Regions from separate parts of the Homo sapiens genome. Here region 1 is linked to region 2. The links are chromatin loops, found by intact Hi-C in ENCODE. Cell type or tissue: endothelial cell of umbilical vein. All regions are shown on one strand. Region 1 has its middle 16 kb from the start of CHST4. Region 2 overlaps LINC02136 (long intergenic non-protein coding RNA 2136).

Region 1 (4,000 bases), 130 kb after region 2:
AATTGCTTCAACCCGGGAGGCAGAGGTTGCAGTGAGCCGAGACAGTGCCTCTGCACTCCAGCCTGGGTGACAGAGCAAGACTCTGTCTTAAAAAAAAAAAAAATGCTATATAATCTTAAAAGCCTGACCCAGTGTTGAACAAGGCTGCAGTGAACAATGGCACAGTCTCTTGTTGAAGTGTTCAGGAGGCTGGAGCTGGGATTCAGTGGTGAGAATGGCAACACTCAATTGAGATATGAGGCATTTGGGGACATGAGAACTGGTGACAAGCATAGAGGATGGTGTTCTGCAAGACATCCTTCCTAATTCAGAGGCATCTGTTCCATCCCCAACCCCCAGCAACAGAAAGGTGTTTCTTTCCACCTTAGCCTGTCTAGCTGCATAGGGTCTGTGCATGAGTTTAAACCTAGATTAGGGGTGAATTGATCATATTTCTCAAAGCTGATTTTTAGGGTTTAGGGAATGAGCTTCTCTCAAGTCTAATGTAACCATAACAGCCTGAATTGCCTAATTGCAATACAGCAATAGATTTCTTTACAAAATGCCAAACTAGGCAACTGCTCCAAGTCCTATGTTTGCAACTGGGAGTCGGGGGGTGGAGGTCTCAAACTTTATAAATAATTATCTGGATGGTGAGAAGGGAATGTGTTTGAGGCAAAAGGGTGCCAACAGTAACTTAACTACTTTTCTATCTATAGTTACTATGTGGCTCCATTTTATTTGTTTTTTTGTTTGTTTGTTTGTTTGTTTGTTGAGATGCGTTCTCACTCTGTCACCCAGACTAGAGTCCTGTGGCACGATCTCTGCTCACTGCAACTTCTGCCTCCTGGGCTCAAGCAATTCCCCCTGCCTCAGCCTCTCGAGTAGCTGAGATTACACGCGTCTGCCACTACGCCCGGCTAATTTTTGTATGTTTTAGTACAGACGGGCTTTCGCCATGTTGGTCAGACTGGTCTTGAACTCCTGACCTCAGGTGATCTGCCTGCCTTGTCCTCCCAAAATGCTGGGATTACAGGCATGAGCCACTGTGCCCAGCCGTGGCTTCATTTTCTATAGAATGAGAGCAGTTGCTAAGTTTTTAATACATTTTCATTAAAACTACATTTTTTCAACTTATGAATAGTGGTTATGGAGAAAGATAGAATCAACTTCTGTTAATTTTTATGCAAAAATCTGCCATTGAATTGTCCATAATATGTTTCTCAAAATATCATTTATAATTTATTATGTGATTTAGACCCAAGCTAAATATAAATTAACTTCATTAACTATGTACATTATCATGACACTGTTGAATTACTTTCACAGACTGACAAAGCAAAATTAAAAATAAACTCTGTAAGTGACCTAGTCCAGTTAACAATAAACCTCTGACAGGCATTAGTCGAGGATCCCCAATCCATTGCCCCTTGTGTCAAGGGTTATGCCCCACTTCTGGATAAAGGTGCCTGGTCATTCAGAGAAAGGTTTTTTTGTGTTTTTTGTTTTGTTTTGTTTTTTTCAATGCAGTGATGAGGAAAAGTAGTAACCAATAACCAGAGTAAGGAAATTTGAATATAGCACTTGGCTAAGGGATGTATTCATTTTTTCCACACACTTAATGGGCATCTACTATATGCCTAGGAATGTTCTAGGTGCTGTGGATACAGCAGCAAACACAACAGGCAAAGCCTCTCCTTTCATACAACAGACATTTTAGTCTGTTGGGGGCAAGAGAACAAAAAATATATGTCAGATGCTAAGTACTATAAAGAAAAATAAGGGGAAGGGGCTTGGCAGTGAAGGAGGGTGCTATTCTACAGAGGCAATAGGAGACTTCTTCGCAGAGAACGTGGGATTGCAGCAGAGACCACCTCCAAGTAAAGGAGGTTGCCATGCAGAGATCTAGGGGCAGAGTGCCCCAGTAGATGCCAATGTCAGTATGGACAGAATCAATGAGTCTAATGAGAACCTATTGTGTGCTTGGTACTGTGCTGCGTGCGCCCCCTGGAGGATAAGGAAGTAGAACCGTGACGGTAAGACAGAGAGGTTATGCACTCCCGAGCGCTGGGGCACTGGAACCGGGCTGCCTGGGTGACTCCACTATTACCAGCTACGTGACCTCAGGCAAGTTCCTCAACATCCCCATGTCTTAAATCCCTCAAGTATAGAGTGGGTGGAAACAGCAGGACGACTCCTTGGAGTTACTGGAAGGGCTAATGAGTCAGTGTGTGGAACGTCCTTAGCGAGCACTCACTCAGCATTAGCTGTGAATATCATGATTACAATGCTTTTCTCCCATTTCTGATCTGAACCCTTCTATGGCATTTCTGATCATGCTGAAATGATGAGATTTATACTTCCTGATCTTCTAGGTTCTCTACATGAGTGGTTCTCAACTGGAGGCAATTTTGTCCCACAGGGAACACTTGACAATGTCTGGAGACTTTTTTTATTTTAGTATTATTATTATTATTATTATTATTATTATTATTATTATTATTATTTATTTTTGAGATGGAGTCTCACTCTGTCACCCAGGCTGGAATGCAGTGATGTGATCTCACCTCACTGCAACCTCCGCCTCTCAGGTTCAAGCAATTCCCCTGCCTCAGCCTCCTGAGTTGCTGGGACTACAGGTGCGCACCACCATGCCTGGCTAGTTTTTGTATTTTTAGTAGAGACGGGGTCTCACCATATTGGCCAGGCTGGTCTCGAACTCCTGTCCTCAAGCGATCCACCCTCCTCACTCTCCCAAAGTGCTGGGATTACAGGTGTGAGCCACCATGCCCAACTATATTTTATTTTTAATTGACAATAATTTTATCTATTTATCTGTAGACATTTTTGATTGTCACAACTGGAGAGCGGGGGATTCAGTGTTACTGGCATCTACCATGTAGGGGCCTGGGATGCTGTTAAATAACATCCTACAAAGCACAGGACAGTTTCCTATAACAAAGAATTATTTGGTCCAAAATGTCAATCGTGCAGCTGTTGAAAACCCCCACTCTACACCAACCAGGGATAAGGATAAAGAGCTGATGACTCAAATGGATTTCCCTTTCATCTCATCCAACCTCATTCAAACGCATGTGCCACCAGCCCAAATGTCCTGACTGGGGAGATATAACCAGGGCTTTTTGATACCCACTCCATTAGTAACCATCTCAAAAGGATAGTTGGTAGAGTAGCTGTTACAAAACTACAGAGCTGCGTCACACGAGGTGAACCAAGAAAAGACTCAGGAGAGGAAGTGAGGTGCAGCCAGCCTTCCTGGGACCAGTCACTCGCTGTGCCTTAACTAGTCATGGCTCATGTCCACCCTAATTCAGGCACCTGTGGCCAGAAGAGGAAAGGGTTTAAAGAGGCAAAACATGATCATTTAGGGCCTCGGGTAAAACGGGCAGGATGAATGAAGCCTGAAGCAAATGTGCTGGACAAACATGTGTGACTGGAAACAGAGACACCATTCACGAATGCCAAAAAGCTCTGTAGGCACTGCAAGATTGAGATCAGTGTTTCTCAACCTTTTTTTATTTTTTTTCCTCATTATCATCCCCAACCACTACTCCAGCGAGCCTTGTAGACATTGTTTTCCTAATCGCCACCTAATCGCCACCCCCATACAAAATTTTAATATCACAAATATACTGTTGGGCCCAGCTTTGGCTCACGCCTATAATCCCAGCACTTTGGAAGGCTGAGGCAGGTGGGTCGCTTGAGCTCAGGAGTTCAAGACCAGCCTGGGCAACATGGTGAAACCCTGTCTCTACAAAAAAAATACAAAAATTAGCTAGCAGTGTTAGTGCACACTGTAGTCCCAGCTACTCAGGAGACCGAGGAGGGAGGATCTCTTGAGCCTGGGAGGTCGAGGCTGCAGTGATCCGTGATTGTGTCACTGCATTCCAGCCTGGGCAACAGAGTGAGACCCTGTCTCAATACAAAACAAAACAAAACAAATATACTGTCGATTTGTTTATGTATTGTAGCCCTTTGAAGGACTACAAACCATTGTAAT
Region 2 (4,000 bases):
CTTTGGTTCCCCTCTCTCCCCGGGACAAACCCCATTCAACTCTAACATGCATCCCATCTCTGGATATTTCTCACTGTTACAAGGCAGTCATGTAGCCAGGACCACCGTGTCCTGATGTCTAGTGTGTTTGACAACTAACAGAAAAGGGATTTGGCGTTTTTATTTTATTTTGAGACTGAATCTCACTCTATCACCCAGGCGCAATCTTGGCTCACTGCAACCTCCACCTCCCAGAGGCTCAAGTGATTCTCCTGCCTCAGCCTCCCAAGTAGCTGGGATTCTAGGCATGCACCACCACATCCAGCTAATTTTTTGTATTTTTAGTAGAGAAGGAGTTTCACTGTGTTGGCCAGGCTGATCTCGAACTCCTGACCTCAAGTGATCCTCCCACCTCGGCCTCCCAAAGTGCTGGGATTACAGGCATGAACCATGGCGCCCGGCTGGAAAAGAGATCATCCTGTCCACAGCTGGGCCCTATTCGGGATCATCTCTTAGGAGGGCCCTAGCTCCTTTCCTGGACTGTATCTTGTCCCCATGATTGAACAAGGGTGGCTTTCAGGAAGAGGATGGGGAAAGTCCAGCCCAGAACCAGGCCCTACAGCAGAAGGCAAAAAAAAAAAAAAAAAAAAAAAAAAAAAGGTGATTCCCTTGACTCTGGCCCCCTAAGGGCAATGTGAGCCCCCCAAAACCATGAGTCCAACTCCCTGTTGTCTGGGGAGCAGCACCACAGCCCAGGATGGCTTGGGGGATGCATTGGATGAGGGAGAAGCAGGCCCACAAAGGGGAGATGAATGTGTCAAGATCACACAGCCAGGCAGGGCACAGTAGGGACTAGACCTGTGCTCAAGGTACTGGGCCATTTTGCATTTCTGAATGGGCAGCAGCATCAGAACCTTCATACTCCTCATACCACTGACGGCAGGCTCTGTGCATGGGGATATCCTTGACCCTGCACCTGGCACAGAGGGAAGCCAGCCAGCTGCGGACAGTCACGCCCTGGGGCTCTGAGCTGCTCCACTGCACCTGGGGCATCCTGCACCGGGGTGGACAGTTCCCAGTCAAGACGACGAAGACTAGGAGACCCGACCTGGGAACTCTACGTGGCGCCAGAGTGCCCCCTGCTGGCTGACCGCCAAGCAACCCAAACCTCACGTCTGCATCTAAGACTTCTCTTGACTCCCGCCCAGGAGAGCTGAGGGTTGGGTTCAGCGCCCACCTTCTCCTAGGAAGTTTCTCCTGGACCTGCTCTATCCAACCTCTATCTCAGCTGCCGACTACAGGGCCCCCTGCTGTTTCCAGTTCCTGGCCCACCCAGAGTTTTTCCTACTCATGTGGGCTACCCCCAGGACACTGGGAGCGAGGCCCTTGTTTAAGGAATCGTCTTCAGCATCACGGCAGAGGAGGAGCCCACCCATGTCAGGGTGAGTGCTGGGGTCTCAGGGAAGCCCGTCCACCATGGGCAGCGACATTATTTTCCCAATTGTTCTGCGATTCCCATCTCTCTTGGGAACAGGGCTTGCGCTCTGACTGTGAGTGAACAAGATGACCACAAGGGGGCAGCAGAGACAAAAAGCTTCGCCTGAAAACCATTTGCTAAAGTTCTCCACCCACGAGGTAAATCAGTTCCCAGTCCTGGCTGCACACTGGATTCACCTGGTGAGCTTTAAACACTACCGATGCCAAGTTCCCACCCCTACAAATGCTGAGTTAATGGCCCTGGGGTGCCATCCTAACATCTTTTTACAATCTCCCAAGGGAAACTTTAATTTAAAATGCAGAAGGCAGTGGAGGAGGGAAAGAGCGACCTTTCAGGCCATTCTTCTATCGGGCTAGGGCTGAGGATCACTGGGTTAGACCCTTGTTAATGCAAAGCGTGGCTCACGGACCACCAGCATCAAGGTCACCTGGGAGCTTGTTAGAAATAAGGACCTGCCCCAAACCTACTGAGTCAGAATCTGCAATTTAACAGATTCTCCAGAGAATTCATCTGCATATTAAAAGTCTAAGAAACTTACGGTCCTCTTTACCAAAAAGGCACTAGGGAGGTCCTGGTCCAATGCCATATGTACAGTCTGTGGATGCACAGATTAAAGCCCCGAGGCAGGAGTCCCTTTGCCCAAGGTCATTGGCCATGTATTCAGTGGGATGGCACAAACCTGAAGGCCCTGACTCCAGGACCAGTGCACCTTCTCCCACAGCACCCTGCTCCTCCAACCCAGAGGTGGGCCTGGGCACAAGAGGGCAGGAAATGGTGGCAGGAGTTTGGTGGGGTCTTTGAATTTCCCTGTTAGCACGTGTCCTGTGGGGATCCCAGGGATAGCTAAGATACCATCCCTGGCTCAAGGAACTTCTATCCTCATATCTAACTCTGGACAGACGCACTTGGTATCAGTCAAACACAACCTCTTACCTTGAGTCACGTACTAGAACCATCTCTAAATCTAGCAAAACAGAGGAGGGAGAAAAAGACTAGTTTGGATACGTAGCCTGGAAAGGTTTCCTGCAGTCCAGGCAGTGCAGGAGGAGGGTGGGTTAGGTTTCAGGGGCCAGTGGAGGAGGGGGCTGCATTTCAGACCAAAAGACCAAGATGAATGAAGGGTATAGATATACAGGAAAGGATCCACATGACCAGGGCATAGGTAAGGGCTGGGAAGTTGTGGGAGATAAAGCTGGGATGGGACAGGGGCTCGCGGCACAGACCAGACCCTAAAAGCAGGCAGAGCACTTGGCCAGGTAGAACCAATTCAGACCCTGGGCTGGAGGCCACAGAGAGCCATGGAAAGTGTTTGAGCCAGGAGAGGAGTCTGGGCCTTGGAAAGACCTTCCAGCATCAGTCCTGTCAGGTTTTGGAGATGATGCAATGAAGAGAGAGGCTACAGGAACCCTCATCCTGAGAGCTCACTGAGTACACGGATCAAGGCTCATTCATCTCAAGGTCACCAGCATTTGCCAGAGTATTAGCCCCTGGAAGGTGACCTGCAAACAACCATCTCTAAGGGAGACCAGCCTTTAACCCAAGGATGATTTCATTCTTAAGGTCCAGGCTGGGCACGGTGGCTCACGCCTGGAATCCCAACAGTTTGGGAGGCCGAGGCAGGCGGATCACTTGAGACCAGGGGTTTGAGACCAGCCTGGGCAACCTAGTGAAACCCTATCTCCACACACACAAATATATATATATATATATATATATATATATCCGAGTGTGGTGGCACATGCCTGTACTCACAGATACTTGGGGGGCTGAGGTAGAAAGATTGCTTGAGCCTGGAAGGCGGAGGTTGCAGTAAGTCAGGATCGTGCCACTGCACTTTGGGCTGTGTGACAGAGCAAGACCTCATCTCAAAAAAAGTAAAATAATTAATAAATAAATAAAACTTAAGGTCCAGAACAGGAAACGTAGGTCATACTCTTGGGACCTTGAGCTTGTTACACTGTGGGGTGGGGATGACCATAGAAATTCCCTTGTGAGATTACAGTGAGACTCACCTGTGATAATGCGTGTTACCTACCTGGCATCTAGGTGAGGCTCAATGTCATGGCAACTCCATTCTACCTGCTTTTCCCAGGGCTTCTGTGACTTTGCACCATCGTAGTAGTCTCTGGAGCCCCTTGAGATTTCCCTTCAATCTCTTCTTGCCTCCTAATTAACAGCAGCATTTATTGAATGCTTTGACCATATTAAAACACTTTGCATATGTGAACTCGTTTGGTCCTACAGTCATGCCTTGATTCATTCTCTAAATTTTTATTTATTTATTTATTTTTTGAGACAGAGTTTTGCTCTTGTTACCCAGGCTGGAGTGCAGTGGCATGATCTTGGCTCACTGCAACCTCCCCACCTTCTGGTTTCAAGCGATTCTCCTGCCTCAGCCTCCCAAGGATTACAGGCGCCCGCCACCATGCCTGGCTAATTTTTGTATTTTTAGTAGAGATGGGGTTTCACCACATTGGCCAGGCTGGTCTCAAACTCCTGACCTCATGATCCACCCGCCTTGGC

Evidence for each region. Peaks named below come from ENCODE experiments on the same cell type or tissue, not always from the same donor. Only the 100,000 strongest peaks of a DNase experiment are listed, where the experiment ranks them.
Region 1: a loop joins it to region 2, with 6 times the contacts of the local background. A loop is called at or near these places in 19 of 110 quality-filtered maps.

The regions. Positions count from the first base shown.
Region 1 is chr16:71,540,486-71,544,485 of GRCh38, forward strand. No RefSeq gene overlaps it. Among named protein-coding and RNA genes, the nearest start is that of CHST4, 16 kb to the left of the region's middle. In endothelial cell of umbilical vein, a CTCF peak has its summit at 1,998 (motif pointing left); no DNase peak of the experiment used is centred here; H3K27me3 peaks cover 170 bases.
Region 2 is chr16:71,411,353-71,415,352 of GRCh38, forward strand. It overlaps LINC02136 (long intergenic non-protein coding RNA 2136), which reads right to left. Exons shown (of 3, transcript NR_146574.1): 2 at 3,513-3,643. Among named protein-coding and RNA genes, the nearest start is that of LINC02136, 13 kb to the right of the region's middle. RefSeq lists enhancers at 670-1,171, 1,245-1,334. In endothelial cell of umbilical vein, a CTCF peak has its summit at 1,517 (motif pointing right); a DNase peak (open chromatin) is centred at 1,539.